Linked DNA regions of Mus musculus: regions 2, 3, 4, 5 and 6 are each linked to region 1. The links are chromatin loops, found by intact Hi-C in ENCODE. Cell type or tissue: heart. All regions are shown on one strand.

Region 1 (4,000 bases):
GGCACAGAAGTGGCCAGTCTGAGTTTCCACCTGGAGATGGGCTGCTTAGGATGGGCTGAGTGGCCGATCAAGCAACCTGTCGTGTCGCCACTGCGCAGGTCAAGTGCTGTGGCTGGGTCAGCCACTACAACTGGACAGAGAACGAGGAGCTCATGGGCTTTACCAAGACCACTTACCCATGCTCCTGCGAGAAGATCAAGGAAGAGGACAACCAGCTCATTGTGAAGAAAGGATTCTGTGAGGCTGATAACAGCACTGTGAGCGAAAACAACCCTGAGGATTGGCCTGTGAACACTGAGGTATGTGTGGAGCTGGCAGTCAGGGGCTGGGCTCTGCCACTCTGAGAGGGACAGGTGTCCCAGCTCCTGGAGGTGCCCGGGGCCGTCACTCAGCCTCCTTCCCTTGTTAGTCCCCTCCTCCCCATCTGCTCACACCATAGTCTACAGGTGCCATGAGGGGCCTGCTCACGAGCCGGTCCTGGGCAGGCCTGCTGCAGCTGTGTGCAGAGGCTGACATGAGTCTTTCCACAGGGCTGCATGGAGAAGGCGCAGGCGTGGCTTCAGGAGAACTTCGGCATCCTTCTGGGCGTGTGTGCTGGTGTTGCTGTCATTGAGGTCTGTCCCTCTCTCCCATGCAGCCGTGCCCTGGGTTCTGTCTCGAATACCTCCCCCGCCCCCGCGCCCTTGCATTGCTGCTTCCTGTGAACTGAGTGGTCCATGTGCTTCTAGAGCTGCCCTGACCCCAGCCCATCTGGCTGTGTGACGTCAGATTGGGTACTGTCCCTCTCTGGGCCTCCTTCAGCAGCCTGCCTGTCTGCCTCAGGGTGGTTGTGACTGGGACCCAGTATGGAGCTGCAGGGCAGGGTCCTGGGACCCGGGCGGGCCTTCCTGACTTTGCTCTGTCCTTCACAGCTGCTGGGGTTGTTCCTGTCCATATGTTTGTGCCGGTACATTCATTCTGAAGACTACAGCAAGGTCCCCAAGTACTGAGGTTGCTGATGTCCCCACCGTCCTATTTCTCCACCCTCAGCCTCCCATGGGGCCTCTCTAGCTTTTTCTCACATGGGCCCTGCTCCATCCACCACTGAGGCCTCTGGCCCATCCTGGAAAGGTTGCATTGGGAACTTTCTGGGCCTGGGCCCTTCTCCCTGTCCTTCTGCCACCAATATGGGGCCCTGGCTATCCTGTGGCCTTTCTTCCTACTGCCTGGGATATTTTAACAGCTCGAAATGGCTCCCAGTATTACTGTACACAGGATAGCTGTGTCTCCACCCTGAAGTCATATTGTATTGTATTAAAAACCAGGGAGGGTGGGTGTAGCACCCGTAGCTGCCCAGGGAAAGGCCACAGGAAAGGTTGGTGGGGTTTTCCCCACTGTCACACTTTCTTCATAGGTTTTCCATGTTTCTGTGGGAGACAGGGTAGGCAATTCTTCCACACACTTGGAGCACTCCCCCCTCCCCAAGCTCAGTTCAGCAGGGAACTGAACTGAGGGGCCTCCTGGGGGACTGGCCCAGGTAGCCTCTGGTGCGCTCCTCTTGGTGAGGGACCTGACAACTTAGGGGTGTGGGTCCCTCAGGTCTGGCACAAGACCCTGGATGAGAGGAGGATCTGGACTGGTGTTTCTTGGCAGCTGTCCCCTGTCCTCTGCGCTAAGGGTGGGTGAGGCTGTGCCTTGCAGGGTGGGGGAGGGGTTCCATACACTCATCTCTGGAATCAATTATTAAAGGAGGGTTTATAATGATCCAGTCTGAAGAGGCGGTATCCTGAACTATGGGGTGGAGAGGATGTGGCGGTGACAGGAGGGAGCCGTGGGATGAACCTGAAAGCATGACATGGGGTTCCTGTGTCACAGCTGATGCCAGTTCACTCTTGCTGTCCTTCCTCCTCAAAGACCTGGGTACAGGTGCTTGGAAGGGGGCTGTAGAGAGCCAGGAAGCCACAGTGCTTGTGGCCTCTTCCTGGAACATCAGGCTTCTGTTAAGACTCACAGAAGGAGTCTTTTCATAAGAAGCCAGGCAGGTAGACTGTGCAGCCTTAGTGAAATGGATCATCCCTCGCAGCCTCTGCACACTCAGCCCGGACAAACGCAGAGCCAAACAACGTGATGAGGAGTGCCCACACAGGAGCAGGCGGAAGCTGGGAGGGATGGCCTGGTGGGGACTTCTCCCACTCACTTGTAGGCCCTGGAAGACCTCCCTTCTCTTCCCTCCTCTAATGAGTGGCTCTCGGCAGTGGAAGGGAAATGCTTCAGGCAGTACCCACCAGGGGGCACTGCTGCCCCATTGTAGGAGCTCAGGGAACCAGTGGTTCCTGTTTCCTGCAGGTACCTGGCCTGCTCCAAGTCTCTCAGTCAGGGGGGACACTTCAGAGGATGCAAACTCCAGAGGTCAAGAGTGTGGGAGGGGCTGGGGCTGGGGCTGCGGGGCTGGAGGGGACCAGGAATCCGCATTCGTGCAAACCGGGGAGTGATTCCTGAATTGAGATGACTTTAACAGGATTTGGTGAGACTGAGCCACAGTGTGAGCCAAAGAGAGAAGAATGAATAGGTCTCAGCCAGAGAGCCTGGTCCTGGGACAGAAGGTCAAGAGACTTTCTGTGGTCAGAGGCCATCCATGCAAGCTCACTGCTAGACCCACCATAGCACCCTGTGCCAGGCTGGGGCCCCAGGAAGCCTGGGTTCCCTGACAATATCAACCACTAGGACTCCTCTCCCCCTCCCTCCCTCTCCTCTCCTCTCCTCCTTTTCTTCCTCTTCTTTCCCCTTCTCCCTCCCCCTCCCCCTTCCCCTCTCCCTCCCCCTCCCCCCCCCCTCCTCCTCCTCCTCCTCCTCCTCCTCCTCCTTCTCCTCCTCCTCCTCCAAGCTAGGGGTTTAGCCAGGCAGCATGAGGCCCTGTCGGAGACCTGAAGTGAGCACTTGCCCTGTTCCAGGGCTGGTGTCTCGAAGTAATACTGGCCCAGCTTTTTTCGCTGATAACCTTGGCTGCCCTAGAAAGTGTCATATTAAAATATAAAGTTGGACATAGTGGCACACCTTTAATTCCAGCACTCTAGAGGCAGAGGCAAGAGAATCTCTGAGCTTGAAAACAGACTGGTCTACGTAGCAAGTTCCAAGACAGCTAGGGCTACATAGTAGGACCCTGTATCAAAAACAAAACAAACAGAAACCATAAAAGAAAAATGAATCTTTGAGGAAGTGTGCACTGGAGTGAAATAAACAGCCTAAGTGGCTCATCAGGTAGCAAATGCATACAGCATACCTAGACCACTCTACACAGCTTCGTCCTCAGCAGACATCACCAATCAATCACCAATCGCATTTTCTTGGCCTAGCTGCTCTCTGGATAGACTTAATGGTCTTCATTACTCATTGTGACCTTAGATTTCTCAACTCAGCACTCTGAATCAATCTGTTGGAACTCAGTGAAAACAGTCGGCATCTTTTAAGCTCTCAGGGTTGTGACAAACCATGAAGCTCTACCTCTGTGCTTCTCGGTGGAAAGCTAAAGGGGAGGCTTTGTCAGTTTCAGGGATAACCCTTCTTGACTCTGTCCTTGGTGATAGGAAAGGTGACTTCCTGGACTCCAGAACTTAAGGCTACTCCCTGCTAATCCCCAACCGGGGACAACTTTTCTGTTACCGGGCCAAAAAAAGCAAAAAAGGAGCCTGTGCGCACCCTACTAACAGCAGGCACAAGAGCGTTGCTCTTTGCCAAGGATGAAAGGATACAAGGAAGGCCAGTGGCTGATGCAATGGGGCCCCAGTTTTACTCAGCAGTTAGTATTGAAATAGCACGAGCCTGGAGCCCTGCTTCAAAGATACTGGGGAGCTTGAGGCGAGTAGCTCAGCTTCCTGCCTGAGCTGGGGCACGGAGCAGGAGCTTTTGATGGCATTGCTGAATGGTGAAGTTATGCCAAGAACACCTAGCCATGTCCCTTGTAAGCGGTGAGAGAAGGCTAATCAGGAAGTGACTGGGGCCTGACTCCTGCCCACTGACCATT
Region 2 (4,000 bases), 350 kb after region 1:
CTGTGTCTTGAAGCTGGAGTCAGGATTCCTGACTAACCACTGCTAAGATGAGGAGGTGAGAGAGAGAGAGAGAGAGAGAGAGAGAGAGAGAGAGAGAGAGAGAGAGAGACAGAGACAGAGACAGAGAGACAGAGAGACAGAGACAGAGAGAGAGACAGAGACAGAGAGAGACAGAGACAGAGTCAGAGACACACAGAGAGACAGAGAGATAGAGAGACAGAGAGAAAGAGACAGACAGACAGAGACAGGCAGACAGACAGACAGAGCCCTGAGCCCATCTTGGTTCTGTAAAGTGAAAAGCAAGGAAGTTGGAAAGAAGAGAAGAACTGCGGTCTAAGGAACTTGGTACCCCATGGTAGGTGTAGGAGAGGTTTACAGGGAGGGTGTTAAGGACAGAGTGGCAAAGATGAGGCCAGGAGTCTTGAAAGGTGGTCCCTTGGGGGTATGGCATGAAGCTAGGGATTTTGATCTTGAATCTGCTGCTCTACAGAGGAGCCCTGAAGTGTGTGTTGAGTGATGCTTAGGGCTGTGTTGTGAGGTAGATGATTGGAAGTGACCACAGTGGGTCGTGAGCCCAGCAGAGGTCCAGTGAAGGAAGACCTGTGATAGGATGGTGTGATGGTGTGTAAGGGACGGCCATAGCACTCGAGAAGCTCATGTCCCAGGGTCAGGGTTCCTGCTTTGTCCTGGCCTCACAACAGAGTAAAAAGCCAGGCTCCGTGTGTGTGTGTGTGTGTGTGTGTGTGTGTGTTTGTGTGTGTGTGTATGTGTGTGTGTGCGTGCGTGCATGCTCTCCCACAGTGCTCAGACCCCTCTGCTCTTACTTTACATACGACTCCTACAAACAATTCCTGGCAGGCAGAGGCAGCAGCTGGACAGCAGTGCAGATTTGCTATTAGGAGCTGTGCAGAAAGGAGCGGACACATAGATCAGGACCTTCTTTAAAAGAGAAAACCCAATGAAATGGCCTCAGTTTTTAGAAGTATCAACGCAGCTTACAGAGTTACCGTACTTAATAGAGTCAGGGAATTTGTCATCTTCAAAAGTTATTTCTACCCAAAGTGCAAATGAAGAAGATGGGGTGGTGGTCCAGTTACTAAAGCGCTGGCCTCACGAGCACAAGGACCTGAGTTTGGGTCACCAGGGCTCATGTAATTAGCCAGACATGGTGGTGTGCACCTGTGCTCAGAGCAATGTTGACATGACAGGAGACATGCTGACCACTAAGAGCTTGTGAAGCAGTGAGCTTGGCCTTTGTCACAAAGCTCCAGGCCAATAAGAGACCCTATACCAGCTGATGGTCCTTGAGGTCCAGCTTGGCTGATGGGACCCAACATACCTACTCCATGGGAGGATGTTGGGGAGAACTTCCTGACAAGGAGGGGTGAAGACGGGCTACACAGCAGAGATTTACAACCCTTCAGACCCTGAAGGGTTTTCTGTGGGGCCTTCCTGAGCCATGGGCTGGGCTGTCGGCTGGGCTGAGAGTCACTCCGGTCTGGCTGGATGTGAGCCGCGGTCCCAGGGGTCTCTTCCTATCCTAGTTCTATACTAGTGGTGGTTGTAGCTGCAAGCTGACACAGCTGGGAGAATTGCCCAGCCCTTAATGCACTTTCCATGGGCTGACACAGGATAAAGCACAAGAGTTGGGGTCGGGGGGTCCATCCAGCTGCTCTTAGAAGCCCCACTGTCTGTCGAGCAGGCTTCCCTTCTGAGTCAGGCCACCATCTCCTCGCCCATTCCACTGGTTCATTGGATCTCATTTGTCTGTTCCATCCACATGAGGACACAGATGCATGCTGGGAGCCTCAGCTGATACCCAAAGTGCAAAGTGGGCTTTTCCCATAGGAAGCTGGTAGCTGACCCAGAGGAGAATCTAGGAAAGTCTGAGCTCAGACAGTCCGGGAAGGTTTCCTGGTGATGACTGAGCTCAGTGTGTCACTGGGGCTAACAGGAAGGTGACTCTAGAGAGTGTGGCAGGGTTAACTTGTAACACAAGTCTCTGTTCCCCAGCTCAGGATCCGTCAATGTCTGAGTTACACAATAGCCTGTGCATCTATCCTCATTTCTTACCTGGACAGATCTTGAGACAGGGTAACCAGCTATATCTGCTGGACCAGACCCAGAATGACAATCTGTTGCTATCTATCCCCTGCCTGTCACCCCCAAAAGCCCAGAAGCTGGGCCCAATGCAGACTCCAGGACCTACATTCCACACTTGGCCCTTTGACACCATCTGGTGGTTTGTCTGTAAAATGACAACTGGCCCATAAAGGGAGTTTGTGAATGAGGGACGCACAGAGGAAGAGAAAAAACAAAAACCTGTTGGGTTGATTCTGTGGATTGCTTTGTGCTGTGAGAGAGGTAAGGTGTCTTGGCCCAGGCCTTAGCAGACATAGGACTGTGTGGCCATCACCACCTCTGAGCTGAACAGTGGATAAATAAACTCAATCAAGCATCAGCTCTAGGAGAAGCTGGCAACAGTTATGTCCATATCAGCCATGTACAGACCTTTTGTCCTCAGTATGCACAGCACAGCACAGCACAGCACACTACAGCACAGCACAGCACAGCACACTACAGCACAGCACAGCACAGCACACTACAGCACAGCACAGCACAGCACTGCACACACAGCACAGCACAGCACAGCACAGCACAGCACAGCACAGCACAGCACTGCACTGCACAGCGCAGCGCAGCGCAGCGCATCACAGCACAGCACTGCACAGCACAGCACAGCACAGCACTGCACTGCACAGCACAGCACAGCACAGCACAGCACTGCACTGCACTGCACAGCACAGCACAGCACAGCACAGCACTGCACTGCACAGCACAGCACTGCACTGCACTGCACAGCACAGCACAGCACAGCACAGCACAGCACAGCACAGTGGGACAGTTATGTTCAAAGCACAGGGGTTTTGTTATTTTGTTTTGTTTAGGGGTGGTATGTGTGTGTGCATGTTTGAGAGATGCTCTCATGTAGCCTAGGCTGGCCTAGAACTTCCTGGGTATTACAGGAAGACAGTGAACTCCCCACCCTTACCTCTAGGTGTGTGCTATCATGCCCAGCCTGGTGTGTTGAGACAGAGTCTCAGTCTGTAGCCCAGGCCTTTCTGTAATGCACTGTGTCTCCCAGGCTTTGAATAGTCCACACTTCTACCTTAGCTTCATGAATTCAGACTTTCACATAGCCCAACTTGGCTTTGAACTTCTGATCCTCCTGTCGCCACCTCCCATGTGTTGAGTCTATAGCCATTTGATACGAAGTCAGCTTGGCATTTTGAGACAGAATTTCACTTGGTAGCTCAGGTTGACCCGGAGCTCATTATGTAGCCCAGGATGAACTTAAGCACTCCTCCTGCCTCCACATCCTGAGTCCCAGGGTCACAGGAGTGCCATGCTTCCAGCTCATATTAGTTATTACAAATAATCCATGAGGTCATTAAAAAAATCTACAAAAGGATTTTCTAGAAAACACTGAGCACGTGCAGACTTTAGCATCTCAGGGGGATTCCTACAGAGCCCTCCATCCTGTCACCTACTGAGGATTATACGCAACTCAGAAAAGTAACCCATGACCACGTGCTGTGGCAGGTTCCTATGACCATGTGCTGTGGCAGGTTTGGGAGCTGTGAGATCTGCAAAGAAGGGTTTTAGCTCAGAACCCGGTACAAAACCATGACAGAGGGAGGGCCATGGTTACCTTAAGGATGCCCAGCATGTTCAAATACAACCACAGAGTCTGTAAACTGGCTGGCTTTTATAGCAGAGGGACTGGGAGTCAGTGAGACCATGTCCCTCTTGTCCCTTCCAGAACCAAGAATTTTCCACCTGGGCCTGCCTTGCTCTCTGGGTCCCAGACTCAGCCAGATCCAAGGTAGCAGGGCACAAGAGCCATGCTAATGGAGGGCAGCATAGGAGAGAATGGGAGGGAAGAGGCAAACAGAGCTCGGTATAGGCTCAGGTTCCTCTGTGTGACCTGGGTCAAGTG
Region 3 (4,000 bases), 220 kb after region 1:
CTGGGAGCTAGGGCCAAGGGGAGGGGCCACACAGGCTGGTGGCACCAGGGGTGTGTCTTCAGCTCTAGAGGCCCACTTAGGGGCTGCTAAGGGATGGCAGACTCTTGAATCTCCTTCCGTTGTTGCATGTGAGCAGCTATTGGCTTTAACCCGTAGGCCTTGGGGCAGCCTCAGGAGGGGATCTGGAGGAGGCACTGAGCCAGGTGTGTAGCCATGCAGGCCTTGGAGGCCATGCCGAGGAAATGTCCCCACTTGTCCTCTCCTCAGAATTCCTCATGCACTAGGAGCCTATGGGCAGCTAGGAGCCAGGGACTATCAGGCCTGTGGTACATTGCCTAACCCTAGCCTGTCGGGAAGGGACTCTGGTGCTCTGGGACGCAGGCGGCCAGCCAGAGAATCAGAGTACCCTCCAGCAGGCCAAAGAGAGAGATGTGCAGGCTGAGGCTGGGGAACTTGGCCCAAGGGAGGCAGTCACTCCCCTTGCTAGATGTCCTCAACTGGATCTCTAGAAACACCGTGTGTGTGTGTGTGTGTGTGTGTGTGTGTGTGTGTGTGTGTGTGTGTGTGCGTGTGTGATGAGGGACTCACACATCGGGTTTCTGGATGGGGAGAAGCTGAGAGCCCCTGCTGGGGCCGACACAACCTCCTAGAAAGGGCTTCCTGGCAGAGGAACTCACCTTGACTCAGCCCAGACCCTAAAACTTACTCTAGACTCTGCCTGTTAGAGTCTAGAGGCCAAGAAACACAGGGCAAGGAGTTGTCCCTGCACAAGGGTGAGGGGTGGGGTGCAGAGGCCACAGCCTGGTCTGTCACTCCTAGAATCCCAGGAGACCCAAGATGACTCCGTGGAGTGCCTGGGAGGGAAGGAAGGCGTGTGCACCCTGCCTGCCTGCAGGCCTGTCTAGGACCCATGGACAGTGAAGTCCCCAGCTGCTCGGGCCCAGGTCCAGGCCCAGGCAGGTCCCAGCCTGCTACACTTTTTTGGGTTTCCGGCCGACTTGGTAATAGTAGTAGATGCTGACAATAACAAAGAGGAGGCGGCTGGCCAGGAGCAGCACGGTCCCCAGGGACATGAGGCCCGTCTCAGCAAGCGTGGCAGTGACCACTGTGAAGGAAGTCGGGGGAGGCAAAGGTCAGGAGCAGACACGTGCTTGAGCCTCTCCCATCATGACGCTAGGCTAGGCTGAATACCCTCGACCATCCCTGTGGTGAGTGGGACTGCAGGCTGACGACCTCCAGAAGCCTAACACCAGCCTAGGCCAGTCTGCTGCCCCCAAGTGGCAGGTGCCTAGAAGTGCATCCTGAGTGTCAGGCTTGGAGGGAACGGCTGGGCTGTGGATTCAGGACACTGGTCTATGTTGTAGGAGCACCCAGTGCTCTGCCCTTCTCTTCCTGCACCCTGATAGCCTTCCCACCACCCTACACCACTCACCCAGGGACTGCACCCCGAAGTAGCAGGCCTCAGTGAGCAGAGTCCAGCGGATGATGACCTTCTCGGCTGTGTAGAGTGCGTTCCACATGATCAAGGAGATGCCTGTTGGAATCAAGCACCGGGGCAGCCTGATCCCTAGCCCAGGAGTCCGAACCCACTTATTCCACAACACCCACTTCTCAGACCAGACGGCCCCTCTTCCGGTCCTCAGCTCTTCAGCTATAGCTTTCCCCCCAGAGACAGCTCACATTGCTTCTAAAGCCCTATCCAACCCAAGCCAGGTGCTCATCTCCCCAGGACTTGGTATCTTTATCTACACAATGGGGCAAGGGCCTCCAGGCCCAAGCTACCTCTGCCATTGCCAGGGCAGTGAACCAACTACATGCATTCTAGCAATGGCCACAAGGTGGCAGCACAGACACAGATGAAGAGGGCTACCAGGCTGCTGGAGACCCAGCAATACTCACTAAGGAGGGCACCACCGTAGAGGCGGATGGGGGTCTTGCTTGTGACTTCAGCCCCATCAAAAACTGCATCGTAGAGCTGATCAGGGAGGGCAAGGGCCTGTGGGCAGCAGGAGGAGCACAGGGTCAGCTATGAGGTGAGACAAATGCTAGGGACCTCCTTGGGGCAGCATCCAATGCTGGGATGCCCAGAGCCCAGAGCCCAGAGCATGTGTGCTGGTTACTTTGGGGGCACGGCACACCAGTAATGGACAGGATGTCCCGGGAGTTGGCCTAGACCCTGAAGTATGGGCCTCAGAGTGAAGACAGCAGCAGCTGGGGTAAGGGAAAGAGCCACACACACACCCCCACCCCCATCTAAGTCTCAGGACCTACTTGCAGCCTGGGCGGGGACACACAGTACTCACCATGATGGCCACACTGGAGAACAGCATAGCAGAAAGAAACTGCCAGACCCTGGGGAGGTTCCGAGAAGACAGTTACAGCCACACTCACCCTGACCCCCACTGCCAACCCAAACGGGGGGTGGGGGGGAACCCTGTGCAACCCAAACAGCCAGGGCTATTTGAGGAGGCAATGAACAGTGTGGATGTAATTCAGAGCAAGGCCCAGTCACGTAGGACCTTACACATACCCGGGACACAAAACCATCCAAACGAGACCTACTGCTCACCTGAGCCCCAGAGGCTCCCGCACAGCAAACTTTATCTCGTTGCCCAAAACCTGGCTGATCTGTGGACACACAAGTCAGAGGCATCAGGGAAGAAGTCTTCAGTTTCAGCATCTCACCCACCCACCTTCCTCCCAGCTCCTGTGGACACCTGGGGGCCATCAGAACATCCCTGATTAACATAAATGTTTTCCCCAATGCAAGCTCAACCTCTCCTGCCTCCCTTGGTACCCAGACAAGAGAACTGAAAAGAGGTGGTAAGGAAAGAAACTCAGGGTCTGCCCAGCAGGGGCTGGAAGCCTGGTTCTGTGGGTCACTGATATAACCTTAAGGAAGTTACTTAGCCCCTCTATGTGAGTCTTAGCTTCCTCACCTGTACAATGGGTCAATAACCACATGGATAACCAGCAGAGCTAGCAGGATGCACTCATGTCTATAGGACAGTCTATGCCAGTACCCTAAGAAGCACTGGGTTCTTGTCCCCAAACTTCTGCCACTGGGCATAGCATTCCCCTGACACGAGCAGAGGGCCCTGGAAGTTGCAGGCTCATGACTCCTCTTCCTAGCATGGCTCACCTTGGACCGGTGCACTTCGCCGTCATCATCCTCCCCGCCCACACCCAGGATCTTTCTGGTCTTCAAGCGGCTCACAAGATCCGTCTGGCTGTGCTTCTTCATGAGCGGAGGGGGCTGTTTGCCTGCCATTTTTTCTTCTGCTGAGGGACATGGGGAGACACTGGCCTCAGCCATCGTTCCTGCTGGACTTCCAGACCCCAGGTCCCAGTGTAGGGTGAGAAGAATGTGGCCAGGCCCCACCCGGGGCCTAAGAGAAGATGGTGCTGCGGCTGCCTCAGTTTCCTCTCCTGTAAAATGGGTTGAGGAGGATGCTTCCAGGCTGGCCCCCATGGACATGACACAGCCCAGGTGACTGGGTCAGACAAGGCCTTACAGTCAGCCCTGGAGTGGCAATATGGGTTTTAGAAAAGGCATTTGGACCAGGATGGATCTCATTGACAAGATTTCTGGGTTATCGAGACAAAGGAGACTTCAGAGACTCAGAGTGAGCCTCCTAAGTCCTAAGCCACCTGCCCAGACAATTCCCACTGCCTGCTGGTCCTTCTACCTCCTAAACAGCCATCACTGCCCAGAACCTAGAGGAGGAGAGTGTTAGTCATGAGGGAAGGTGACATTAAGCCCAGAAAATGAGGCTTTCCATAGTAGTGGCCACACTGCCTGGACGTGAACCACTCCTGGCCATTAGCATCCACAGCCTCTACCCCAGCCTCCATCTGCCCACCATCTTCCACAGCCCCGAGTCATGCCACCCCATACCACAGGGCACGTACTGAGATGGGCAATGAGCTAGATGCTGAGATGCACACTGGAGTCTGAGATGAGGGGCCCTCTCTTGTGCTCAGTCCTCACAACCTAGGA
Region 4 (4,000 bases), 85 kb after region 1:
GACTGTGGGCTTGAAAATACCAAGTCTGGTTTTCTGTTTACCCTTCAAAGCTCTGTCTAGCATCCTGACTTCACCAAGTTCCACACTGAAGTCAAAGAGTGTCTGTCCTGGGTGAGATCAGTGGGCCAAGTGGTCTCCTGTAGAGTGTAGTTTGATTTGTGTGTGTGTGGCCTCACAGGACTTTTCAAAGCTGAGACACTGATAATTGCTGCCAACGATTTGAGCCTTCTCATGACAGTCTTTCTTAGGTTGTGGCTCTTGAGTGCCTGCTTGTGAATTTTATATGGGTTCTGTATAGCATAGGTTAGCTGTCTTAGTGAACCCCAGTGGAGGAGAGGATGAAGTGAGAGCCTCTCACTGGTCTGGTCCTTAGCAGTGCTATAGTTTACAGCGGATGGGGTTGGGAGGCACCAACAATGAACCCTAATAGAGCTTGCTGCACAGGTTTCTATCTGGTACTTCCCTGGCAGTAAGTGGGAAACCAAGACGCGACATCGCAATGGAGAATCCCACACCCCAGCCCTGCAGTCCCACACACGGTGTGATAACAGCGAGAAAGCTTCCAGGGAATAAATGTCCCAGTCTAGCGTGCTACCTTCACCCTTCTCCAGCAATCTCCTAAATTCAGACATTGAGGCTAGGAGTGCAGAGGACATCGGGAGAGCACAGTTCCAGAAACCACGCTCTAGGACCCGGTGAGAGAGCGGCCGTGGACCATGAGAGCCGTGTCCGCCCCGGAGACGCGCCAGCACCGCGGCGGCAGTAGTGGCGACAGGAGACGGAGGGGCGGAGGCTGGGGCGGAGGGAGCGGGAGGGCGGGCCGGAGGGTGGCGGGAGGTGTGGCCGGCGGCGGTGGCGGGTGAGCCGCTGCAGCTGCCGCCGGCGTCTCAGGGGCTGCAAGCTGCAGGCGGACGCAACGCTGTGCGATTCCGAAGCCCAGCCACGCCAGGCCGCCCGGCCCTGGCCCCCAGCGGGCGTCGCCGCTCCTTGTCGCTTTGACGCCTAGCCCAGCGCCGCGGCGCAGGACTACCGGTGCCCCGCAAGTTGCGAGCGCACTCTGCGCCTGGGGAAACTTTACCCCGCGGCCGAGCCTCTGCCAGGTAGGATTCAATCACTGAGCCCCTCTGTGCGTACTGGCCCCGGGATACCGCGCGCTTCGGGGGAGATCCCAGATCAGTGCGGGTCCCAGGACGCTCGGGTAAGCGGCCACCAAGTTCTGAAGCGACTCCCCTGGGGGCGGGGACAGCGCCGCACTGAGTGACCCGGAGCATGCTCGGGTCGCGACTTCGCCCAGGTCAGGTGCAGCCATTCTGCGCCCAGCGATCTCGGGGGCTCAGGCGACAGTAAGGCGGCAGGTGGGACTCCCAGAGCCGGTGTGTTGGCCGGGGCTGTACCGAGAGTGAAGGGGTGAGCCCAAGTGACCCTGCACACAAGCAGGTCACAACGGGGGACACGGAGCCGGGCTTGGGCGCGGCGGACAGCCGATCGGGCTGGGGCACCGAGCGCTCTTCGCCTTCGTGGGACCCTGGTAGCAGGGCCTGGAGAACGCTCCTAGATTTTGCTCTCGCACCCGAGTTATCATTCCTTGCGCGGGAAGATGTCCAGCTCCGTGGATGTGGAGACCTAGGAGGTTCCCGGGCGGGTCCGGAGCTCCTTGCGGCCGGATGTGGGGTGTGGTGGCCGTGGGTTCCTTAGCGTGGCTGGCCGAGGTGGGCGCGCGCGGGCTCCGGGTCCTGCTTGCGCTGGGAGAGTTGTCTCGCCAGGGGGCGCCCTTCCCTGGCCAGATCGGCTTCCCAGACCAGCCTAGGAGCTTCTCTGAGTTTCTGAGCTCATGGAACCGCAGATGGACCAAGGCAATGCGCGTGGGGTCTGTTTGGAGGAGCTCCCCACCTTGTCCCAGAGAATCGGACGGAGGTGCACCCACTGTGAGACTGATGTGCAACGATCAGACGGATCAGTGTCATGAGGTGGGCTGCTGGCAAGGATGAGTGAACAATTTACACCCAGAAAAACAAAAGAAAGTTTACATGAACAGCAAGCCTGCATGGAGACAATAGGATAGAACATTAGTTGGATTTACTTGAAGTTACTGAAACCCAGCCATTTTTGTAAAAGTGGCATCTTTTGTCCTGGTCCTGGTCAGATCTCTGGGCGTGGTGGGCAGGATTTGTCCTCTCTCTGGGCATAGGTAGATTGGGGGCATAGGAATTTCTATAGTTTCATCAAAAGGGATACACTCCTCACCCATTACCGAGAGCACTCCATGTCCTGGGCCTGAGGTCCCACATGCATCTCTATGATCACGTCCCACATGCTGGTGAAAACGCACTTTCTTCCTTCCTGTACTCTTAGACTCCTGTATTGTGTGGGTGGAAAGGGTCATCTTTGTTGTGTGAAAGGCTGTTCTTATGGAGGGGACTTTGGAGGGAATTGGTGCCTTCTCTTCTCACTAAACTTCTCTCTGTTCCCCCAAGAGAGTACAGATAAGCTCACAGAGACCGTAGCTTCACACCGACTGAAGTTTTCATGTGCCCTTGCTAGGAATTCGTGCTCACCATCCAAGCTATTCCATATACCCCACCACACACACACACACACACACACACACACACACACACAGGTGTTGGGAATGGGTCCCCAAGATACAGATGGGGTCCTGCCTTCAGCCTGGGTAGAAACCACATGTGTTTATTGGATACAGCTAGTACCCCCATCCAGGACAAAGTTTCCATCAGACAGATCATCCTATCTGCCTGGCTTCTGTTTGGAATGGCAGAGCCAACGCAGAGAGGCAAAGGAAAGGGTGGGGACCCTTGTCACTGGGTTTGTCTTTAAGACATGCCAGAAAACAAAAGAAGAGTGTTGTTTGTTTTAGTTTTAATGGCTCTCAGTGTGTGTGTGTGTGTGTGTGTGTGTGTGTGTGTGTGTGTAGCCTAGTTGGAGAGCCCCGCCCACCCCTGGAACGTGGGTATTAGCATGTTCCCAACCCGAAGGCCTGCAGATTCTGGGTGCTGTCTCTTCTCTTTACTCCTTACTCACCCCAGCCCTCACACTGAAGACAACATAGAGGTTCTCCACCTTCCAAAGTTGCTCCTGCCTCTGGTCCTGTCTCTTGGACTCCAGGTAGATTCCCCAGTTTCTGACTTCTCAGTAGTCCAAGCCCAGGCTCATTTCTTTGTCTCTCTGTCCCCAAGACCAAGATGCCAGTCAATCACTGAATCTCCAGGGAGCTTTGAGGAAACAAACCTCTGGACTTGCACCTAGGACAGACTGATCTGAATCCAGAAAGGACCCCTCCCCCAGTTTTCTGGTAACTTCCACACCAGGCTGGAAATAGTCCCCTACCATCTAAGTGACATTTTAGTGCTTTGGACTTGGGACTGGTTGGGTTTGGAGTCAAGATATTAGGGGGGTTTGTGGGAAGGGGCTGGTAGAGGAGAAAGGGCAGATTTGAAATCCAACCAGTTAGCTTCTCATGGAGGCCTTAGATGAACCACTTTCTCAGTGGCCCCTCTTCCCTCTCTGTAAACAGCTCTGGGGATAGAGGGGTCTTGTGACTTAAATCCAGGGAAGCCTTTTGGGATTCTGGACAACCAAGCTGGATGTTGCCTCTGGTCTAGCTGAACAGAATGCTGGTTCTTCACCAGGGTGCCTGGCCTCCCCTTGCTTAGCCTCTGGTACTAGAACCCAGTGGACTCACACTCAATCCAGCAGGTTGGGGTAGAGAGAAGGGAGTGTGACCCATCTCTGCTAGGAGTGTCACAGCAGCTGGTGCAGGCATCTTTGTCTGGATGCCTATCTAACCCCCATTCCCTGGGCAGAGCCAGGGCCTGCGGCTGGACCACACATTTTAGCAACCCCTCCCTGTTGAGAGAGGTGCTCTTCTGGCCCATTTCATCAACCACTGAAAAGGGGAATCAGGAACGGTTGGTTGTCTGAACTCAGCTGGGACTCCATAGAGAGAGTGCAGCACCCAGCACTTGGCCCCAGAGAACAGATG
Region 5 (4,000 bases), 200 kb after region 1:
GATAGGTGATAGCTAACCACGCACTCATAGGCTTACCTTTTAGCTTGGGGCCAGGACGGAGTCGGTGACTCTGTCACCAGGAAAGAGTCAGTGACTGTCTTTACTATCACCAGGAAGGAGTCAGTAACTGTGTCACCCGGAAGGAGAGTCAGTCAGTAACTATGCTACTGTGTCACCAGGACAAAGTTAGTAACTATTTACTGACACCAGTTTGCATTTTGGCTTTGTGGCCAGTTGAGAGGCCCAAGCTATTCTGGTTCATTCATGGCTCAGCAGTGACAAGCAGTTTGAGGCTGCTTGGTGGAACATTAGTGTTGGAAGACTCTTAGCTGCCTCTTAAGACTATCTCCCCCCCACCCCCAGGTCTAACTCCTTGCCTCCCCCAATACTTAGAGTGACTCTGTGCTGGCTTGGGGTGTCCCACCATATCTCTTGGAGTTCCCCTGGTTCCCCTGCCTCCCCACCTCAGAAAGTCAAGCCAATGCCCTTGGCCACTGCACACTTGGCTGTGTTCACGCTCAGGGAGTGTCCGTGGCGTCTGAGCTGAGTGTGTCACCCTCTGGGAACAAGGCAGCTCTCAGGCTTTGCTACCCCAGCTCCTGAGCCTGTTTTTCATGGAGCCTCTGCCCACAATTCTTGGGAGGCCTTGGTCTCCGAGTTTAAACAGCCTGGCTTCTCAGGGTCTACTGAAGACATTGGCATTGGCTATGATACTCTCCTTCCTTCAAGAGCCCTGATCTTAAACTGGGAGTAATGAAGCCAAGCTGGCTGCTGGCCAGACCACTCACCCCACAGCTCTCCATTTCCAGAGTAGAGACGATGGATCGCTTTCCAAAGAAGCCACTTCTTAATCCCTTGCATTTGTCACTTTTCTCAGGGCTATGAAAAATGCCAGACACGGGCAACTTAGGGAAGGAAAGGTTTCATCTGGCTCATAGTGGAGGTACACTGTGTCTTGGAGGGAAAGGCATGGGTGCAGGAGCTTGAGGCAGCCGGTCACAGTGTCAGGAAGCAGAGAGAGAGGCGTGCTAATGTACCGCTCACTCTCTTCTTCAGTCGGTGGGATGGTGATGTGTGCACACAGGGCACCTCTTGCCTTCTCAGTGAACCCAGCCTAGAAATCCCTCACAGCCATGGCCACAGGTGATTCTAGACCCTCTCAAGGTGACAGTTCCAGTCCGTGTTAGCCATCACAACCTTCTCCTCCTGCTTTGGGGTTAACCCTTGCAGTTCCTTCCATGCTAGAGATGTGTCAGGGCCCTGGAGTGACTGTCCCCTCCCTCATGCCCAAGCTGTGAGAGGTGACATAACCACAAAGGATGCAACCCTGGCTGTGAGCGTGCGCCTTGCTCTGTGCTTCCCCTCTGGGTTCTTAACCTCTTGGCCATGGCATCTCTGACCGGCAAGGGACTGACTAGTTCCGTTGGAGGCTGAAGCTAAGCAGATCAAACAGCAACAGACAGTCTTTCTCTGGATTCCCCTGGGCTGTAGTGAGGGAGGCTCGCTGTCCCCATCTTGGTAGGTGGGTTTCTCACCCAGGAGTATCTGTGGGTGAGAATGTTGAGCCTGGACCTGCTGCAGGGTTCCTGCTTAGAGGTGCATGCTTACTCAACTTGCAAATGTGCCCTTTGTGTAGGTGGCATGCAATTCAGGGTCACCTGGGCTGGTGGACTGAAGGACTTCCTTGTAGGGGAGCTACTTCACAAACTATGGGTGAAGGCCCAGAGAAAACAGCAGGCCCAGGAGCTGGGGGCAGGAAACGCTGGCCAGTGCCTCACTCCTGGAGGGCAGGCCACTGGGTTCAGACCCCAGAGGGATTCCCTGGCGGTGGATACAGCCATGAGTTCAGAGATCAAAGGCACTGCCTTACAAGCAGTGAAACTGTCTTTCCTACAGTCAGTGGTACCAGGCATGCTAGAGAAAGACATCTGGCCTGGGGCTTCTCCCAGATTAAGACATCCCCATGTGGCTCATTCCTATCATAGCTGTGTGCTCCACCTCCCAGAGAGGAAGCGCAATGGCCTGTGACACGAGCGGCAGGGGAGCTGTAGCTCCCTTTATTTCTCACAGTATAACATGGCCAACTTTACTGGGAGAGACAAAGAAGCCTGCTGGTGCCCCCTGGTGGACTGTCCCCTTCCCTGTCAGTCAGCTCCTGCCTGTAGCAGCTCTGGCTGGGGACCCAGAGGCTTTAAGAAAGATCTGGTCTCAGTGTGTGATGACCCAACTGTGCTGTTCCTAGGCGTGTACCCAAAGGGCTCTGCATCCTCCTACAGAGACGCTCGCTCATCCGTGTCCACTGTTGCTCTGTTCACGATAGTCAGGAGATGGATGGGTAATGAGAATGTGACACATATACACAATGGAATTTTATCAAGCCATAAAGAAAAATGAAATTTATTAAGTTTGCAGGCAACATGAGTGGAACTGGAAAATATTGCATTAAGTGAGGTAACTCAGGCTCAGGAAGACAAAGAGCTCCTGTTCTCTCTCAGGCAGATCCGAGCTTCTAATTTTTATTTATGTGTATTTCTGTGGGAGTAAGTTCTGGGTAGAGGCCAGAGAACTAGCAAGGGGCCCTAGAGAGGCAAAAAGAGGGAGGGAATGGGAAGATAGCAGAATGTGTATGATGTAGAAGGGGTGGGGCTAGGAAGGAAAAGCGTGACGAGCTGGGCCGTCAAGGGGGTATATGAGAGGATGAACCAAAACTAAGGGGTTACAAAAGTGACCTAAGGTAACGTGATGCTTTGTGTGCTAAGTGAACATATGCATGTGTGCATGGAAAGCGTTTGTGGGCCCTGCATGGTGGTGTGCACCTGTAACCCCAGCACTGAATTAAGGGGGCTAATGAAGGACTACTGTGAGACCAAGGCCACCCTGGGCTACAGAGTTAAAATCTGTCTCAGAGAAAGAGAGACAGAGACAGGCAGAGAAAGACAGACAGTGAGAGAGAGAGAGAGAGAGAGAGAGAGAGAGAGAGAGAAACAGAGACAGACAGACAGACAGACAGAGACAGGCAGAAAGACAGAGACAGACAGACAGAGAGAGGGAGAGAGAGAGAGACAAAGAGACAGAGGCAGACAGAAAGAGAGGGGGGAGAGAGAGAGAGACAGAGGGGGAGAGAGAGACAGAGAGACAGAGAGAGGCAGAGACAGAGAGGGTGAGAGAGAGTGAGTGGGAGAGAGAGGGAGAGAGACACAGAGAGAGAAAGGGATCCAGAAGGCAGGCAGGTCGTGCCTCTTCCCCTCCTCACCTCCCCACAAGGGATGCATCACTGTTAATGGGCCCATCTCTGCAGCCAAGCCCGGAAGGCAGCCTGTGCTCTTGGCTGAGAGCAGGCTGTGCTTGGCTGCTTTGCCAGCCTCGGCTAAGTGTGCCCTGAACCCTGCCAGCGGGAGAGAAAAATGGGGCGTTTGTTTTGCATGAAGTTTAAGAAGGTTGAGAGCTGCGGACAGGCTGAATTAGTCCTCGAGCTGACCACCAGCCGGGTCCTCTCCGACCTTCCGTCTCCACTTGGGCCTGCTCATCTCTACATCTCCCCCTCCTCTCCTCTTTACCTTCTTCCATTTCTCAGCTTCTCTTCCTGCTATCACCTCACCTCTCTGTGCTCCCCGCTCACCCCTATCCCAATCCCAGTTCACACGAGGCTAAAGTCAGTGTGGGTCAGAGGCAGGGTGCAATGCTATGCCTCAGACTGCTGCCATCAAAACCAGGCCCCAACCCAGAATAGATCTGGACAGGCCAAAATCATATGCAAGAGAGATGCACTAGGGATGGAGGCATGTATACGTGTTCTAAGTATGTGAACATATATGTGAGTATATACACAAGTATATTGTGTGTACGTGTGTGGTATGTGGCACCCTCTGTAGTTTTATATAGTTTATTACGTGTGCATGTATGTCTGCCCTGTGTATATGGTATGTGTACCTCTGCTGTGGATTTTGGTGAATTACATAGTAGTATGTAGGTTGTGTGCACACACATGTACAGGTGGCAT
Region 6 (4,000 bases), 210 kb after region 1:
GTGGGGTACAGTGGACACAGAGTACAATGTCTTTGGGGCCCAATGGGAGAGGTCTTGGCTCATCTGGCTCTGTCACCTACAGTGCCAGGGGACCGCAGGCACATGAGTCACATGAAGGCAGCTGCTCCTGTGAGGCTGTGGGAAAAGAGCTGAGCAATGTTTGAGGATGGGCTGCCTGGCCTTGAGCCTGGGGAGGGGGACTGTCAATCCCTCAGCAGCCAGGCAGGTCAAGAGAGGGACTTGGTGGGGCACTGTGCACCTCTGTGAGATACTGTCCCACCTGGGGCTGGGGCACCATTTGACATTCTGATTGAAGAGATCCATCCCATTCAGCTTTGCCCTGCATGTCTGACCCCCACTTCTACAGAGCACCAGGAGGCCTGAGTGTTTGGACATCTCCTCATAGTCTAGGTCTGTGGCTTAGTTAGCCTTGGGACTGTCTTGGGGACTGGATGCGGCAGAGGGAGGGATGTTGGTGACATTCTGCCACTGACCAGATGCTTCCTCCTCCCACATCAGTATAAAAATGCCAGCTTGCAGCTGCTGAGCCCTGAGGCCAAATGCCAGGGACTTCAATACTGACAGTGGTCCTGACTGCAGACCACACTTCCATACCGTGGCTTCATCTCTGGCCTTTCCTTCCCAGGGCTGTTATACAGTGATCCTCAACACCTTCGAAACCTATGTCTACCTGGCCGGAGCCTTTGCCATTGGAGTACTGGCTATTGAGGTGAGTGGAGGGGCCCTGGGAGGGAGGAAGCCCCAGCGTCTGTACGCTCAGCCTATTTCCCAGATTCATAGCCGCTGCCTACTGCAAACGTCTGCTGCTAGAGCCATTCTTGTGGCCTGGAGCTACGGATCTGTGCCTCTCCCAGGACAATGGGAACAGGCAGGCCCAGAGAGGCACCTCACCTCACCCCAGCTCTGCAGTCCAAGTGCGCTTTGCAGGATACACCCCACAAGCTGCCTGGAAGGCGGGGGCTTCTGGATGAGTCCTGACTTTGCACATGGTCAGGGGTCTTTTAAACTTGGCAATGGAGCTTTAGAATCCTTCATCCCAGTGCCCCAGAACCTACACCGTAGCGGAGTAGCTGTCAACTTTTGAGTTACTACTCAGCATTCCCTTCTCACTGCCCCCCTGCCCAGTTCAGGGATGCACTCTGGGGCAGTGAGGCCAGGTAGCCTAATGTGCAGCCCTCACTCCCTGCTCTTTGGGGACCCTTTCATGGAAGCTCTGGTCGCCTGGCACTCTGATGTGCCCTTGTTCAGGGTCCTCTGTGCCTTGTCTCTCAGGATACCAGTTCTGTGTAAGTCACAGGAGAAGTACAGGCATCATTCATTAATTCCGCATGCATATATTAAGCTCCTGCTGTATGTGCCAATACTCCTGGAAGTGGACAAAGCCTCCTGTGAGAGCTAAGACCAACAAGAGGCACACAGATCTTCCTGAGGCTGGGCAGATTTCAAGGATTTGCACATAGCCTTGCCTCGATGTAGCCACAGGTCAGGGTTAGGGAACTGCAATCTCTGGAAACCTCACCAGCTTCCGGTGAGCTATCGAGAGCGCAGGGGCTTAGAAGCAAGGGCTGGGTGGGGGGAGGGAGGGGGGAAGTGTGTCTCTGCTCAAGCTAGGTTACCCCCACTGAAGCTGTGTGACCTAAATCAGGTTGTAAGACATCTCCGACATCTCCATGCCTCACTTCCTGCTGGTTAGAAAGGCTGCTGCTAACAGCATTGGAAACCTACTTTACATGGTAAGCTCTCGGTACACACTCAGGTGCCCAAGAAGGGTTGTGCTTTGCTTAAAGTCTCTGCCAACCCAAAAAAGACAGATTTGAGCTGTTTAAACAGATGACTTGCTTTCCAACGCCTGTTTTTTACCCAAGTGGCGAGCAGATGCTTGCCCCGGGTAGTGTCACAATCACGATTCCCCTCAGGAGGTGTGCTGGGCAGCCCCTCGACGTGCACCCAGTCTGACTCCAGATCATCTTCTCCCTTTCTCTGCAGCTCTTCCTCATGGTCTTTGCCATGTGCCTCTTCCGGGGCATCCAGTAGGCCTTGGCCTGAAGACACTCAGCCCACCACTGCCCAGAAGCCAGCCCCTTCTCTTCCCTGTCCTCTGGCCCCAGGGGCGGAAGCAAGGCCAGCCCAAACGGCCAGAAGCATAGAGCTAATTTTTAAATAAACAAACAAACAAACAAAAAAGACAGACATGAAGGGGCCTCACCTAGGCTCTAAAGCAAGGGGCATGGGCTCTACAAGGACCTAGGGCTGGCCTGGGACCAGCTGTTCCTGAGACCAAAGGTTCATCAGCCTCAGAGCCCCTTGGCCCTGTCAGACTGGAGTGTCCCTTGGCCCGGATCACCTCTCTTAGCATTTCCAGGATCAGAGCAACCAGGAGGTAGAAACACATCCTGGAGGAGGAGCCCGGTCCTCAGGCCCCAAGGAGCCGGCTTTTCACAACACAAGGACAGACTCTGCAGCACCATCTGCTGGAGAGCGAAGCGGTCCCTGCTCCCGCTGGCTGAGGGTGGCTGTGTGTGGACACTGGATCAGAAGGTGGCCCTTTCATTTCCGTCCAGTCACACAGCATGTGCATGACAAGGTCATCTCCAGGCTGCTGTCGCTCCAGCCAGGACTCCACCCCGATGTAAACTGGCCAGGAACTGCCTGCATCCAGCTCTACAGTCCGTACTGTGTCCACTCTGCCCTGCTTGTACCTCTGTCAGAGATCCAACTGTGATACATCACCTGTCCCCGTGGGCCATGCCCCACCCCTGTTCTCCCAGGTGGAAGACACCCCAGTATTGTTCATTTCTCTCTTTCTACCCAGAGCTGAGGCTTGAATGTGTTCTTCAAGGTCCCTGCCAAGAATTCACCCCTGCATCCCTCCACATACGGATGGATCTCACTACCTCCCAACTCAGCCTCCTGCCTTCAGATGCTCTGATGTCACCATCACCTCCGCAGACAGAAGGGGTTTCCATTTTTCCGTCTGTGTACCCCTTCACTCTCTCTCCTTTCTAGAGGTTAAGGTCATGCCTCTTGTCTGCAGACTTAACCCCACAGCATCTCCTACCGTGACACCTTCTGACCTTTTGCTGAACATTTATTTTGTTAGTCTCTCTAGGCTCAGATTACCCAGACTAATAGGTTCACAACCAACCAACCAACCAACAGACACACACACACACACACACACACACACACACACACACACAAACACCCCAGACTAATAGGTTCACAACCAACCAACCAACCAACAGACACACACACACACACACACACACACACACACAAACAAACACCCCAGACTAATAGGTTCACAACCAACCAACCAACCAACACCCCCCCACACACACACACACACACACACAAACTTGAACTGCAGGCTAGGTTAGCAACTAGTTGCAAGATGCCTGACCCTGCCAGGACCGTGTTGAATCCATTAGTGTTGTCTGTCAGGATCTCAAATTTGATTAATTATGTCTGCCAAGGGCACAAAAGGGGAACAGTGGTGGAAGGAACAGCTAGGTGTCTGCTCTCCTCTCTCAGATGGAAGAGCCTGACCTGAACTCCAGCCTTCCTTTGCCCTTCTGCCACCTGGGAGTCATAGCCATAGCCTGTTCTATTCTGCTGTCTGGGTGCAAGGGGGGCTACTTCTCCCATTTTCTCTCCTCTTTATGTGGTCCTCACCCAGCCTGGCCTTCCGGGGAGTGGGTGTCTCTGAATGCTATACGGAAGTTGTCTTTATGACAGCTTAATTGGCATCCCCATAGTAAGCTCCCTAGAGGCTGAGTCACCAGATCAGGGGGCCCCTCTGCTGGCTTGCACCCCCAGACTAAGAGGACCCAGGCTGACTCAGAACCCAGCACGTACTGGACTCCAACTGTCTAGGAAGGCAAATGGCTTGGCTATTGATTGGAAGTTCATGGCTAGGTTGAGGACTTAGCCCAACCACAGCGGCTGCCACCCAGAACTAGCCCAGGCTTCCAGAGAT

The links. Peaks named below come from ENCODE experiments on the same cell type or tissue, not always from the same donor. Only the 100,000 strongest peaks of a DNase experiment are listed, where the experiment ranks them.
Region 2: it touches region 1 in a loop (4-fold over the local background); 17 of 42 quality-filtered maps call a loop at or near these places.
Region 3: it touches region 1 in a loop (5-fold over the local background); 5 of 42 quality-filtered maps call a loop at or near these places.
Region 4: a loop joins it to region 1, with 3 times the contacts of the local background. A loop is called at or near these places in 15 of 42 quality-filtered maps.
Region 5: a loop joins it to region 1, with 5 times the contacts of the local background. A loop is called at or near these places in 35 of 42 quality-filtered maps.
Region 6: a loop joins it to region 1, with 6 times the contacts of the local background. A loop is called at or near these places in 33 of 42 quality-filtered maps.

What each region holds. Positions count from the first base shown.
Region 1 is chr2:93,416,854-93,420,853 of GRCm38, reverse strand. Cd82 (CD82 antigen) reads left to right here. Exons shown (of 10, transcript NM_007656.5): 8 at 99-299; 9 at 531-614; 10 at 912-1,752. The coding sequence ends at 989. Gm13807 (predicted gene 13807) reads right to left here. Exons shown (of 6, transcript NR_040529.1): 5 at 3,260-3,409; 6 at 3,024-3,139. Among named protein-coding and RNA genes, the nearest start is that of Mir7001, 3.2 kb to the left of the region's middle. In heart, a CTCF peak has its summit at 2,256 (motif pointing right); a DNase peak (open chromatin) is centred at 2,263; H3K27ac peaks cover 569 bases; H3K27me3 peaks cover 881 bases.
Region 2 is chr2:93,067,339-93,071,338 of GRCm38, reverse strand. No RefSeq gene overlaps it. Among named protein-coding and RNA genes, the nearest start is that of Prdm11, 23 kb to the right of the region's middle. In heart, a CTCF peak has its summit at 2,241 (motif pointing left); no DNase peak of the experiment used is centred here; H3K27me3 peaks cover 945 bases.
Region 3 is chr2:93,196,891-93,200,890 of GRCm38, reverse strand. It overlaps Trp53i11 (transformation related protein 53 inducible protein 11), which reads right to left. Exons shown (of 8, transcript NM_001025246.2): 2 at 3,913-3,994; 3 at 3,143-3,279; 4 at 2,570-2,628; 5 at 2,304-2,352; 6 at 1,900-1,996; 7 at 1,433-1,534; 8 at 1-1,105. The coding sequence starts at 3,271. The coding sequence ends at 972. Among named protein-coding and RNA genes, the nearest start is that of Trp53i11, 11 kb to the right of the region's middle. In heart, CTCF peaks have their summits at 1,266 (motif pointing left) and 1,838 (motif pointing right); DNase peaks (open chromatin) are centred at 60, 90, 1,040 and 1,830; H3K27ac peaks cover 430 bases.
Region 4 is chr2:93,331,372-93,335,371 of GRCm38, reverse strand. It overlaps Tspan18 (tetraspanin 18), which reads left to right and starts at 885. Exons shown (of 10, transcript NM_183180.2): 1 at 885-1,100. In heart, CTCF peaks have their summits at 1,536 and 1,758; DNase peaks (open chromatin) are centred at 841, 1,281, 1,721 and 2,841; H3K4me3 peaks cover 3,626 bases; H3K27ac peaks cover 3,850 bases.
Region 5 is chr2:93,215,313-93,219,312 of GRCm38, reverse strand. All of the region lies in intron 5 of Tspan18 (tetraspanin 18), which reads left to right. It overlaps Gm32824 (a long non-coding RNA gene), which reads right to left and starts at 103. Exons shown (of 4, transcript XR_001783414.2): 1 at 37-103. In heart, a CTCF peak has its summit at 2,130 (motif pointing left); DNase peaks (open chromatin) are centred at 510 and 2,102; H3K27ac peaks cover 1,074 bases.
Region 6 is chr2:93,202,430-93,206,429 of GRCm38, reverse strand. Tspan18 (tetraspanin 18) reads left to right here. Exons shown (of 10, transcript NM_183180.2): 9 at 647-730; 10 at 2,008-4,000. The coding sequence ends at 2,055. Among named protein-coding and RNA genes, the nearest start is that of Gm32824, 15 kb to the left of the region's middle. In heart, a CTCF peak has its summit at 2,499 (motif pointing left); a DNase peak (open chromatin) is centred at 2,539.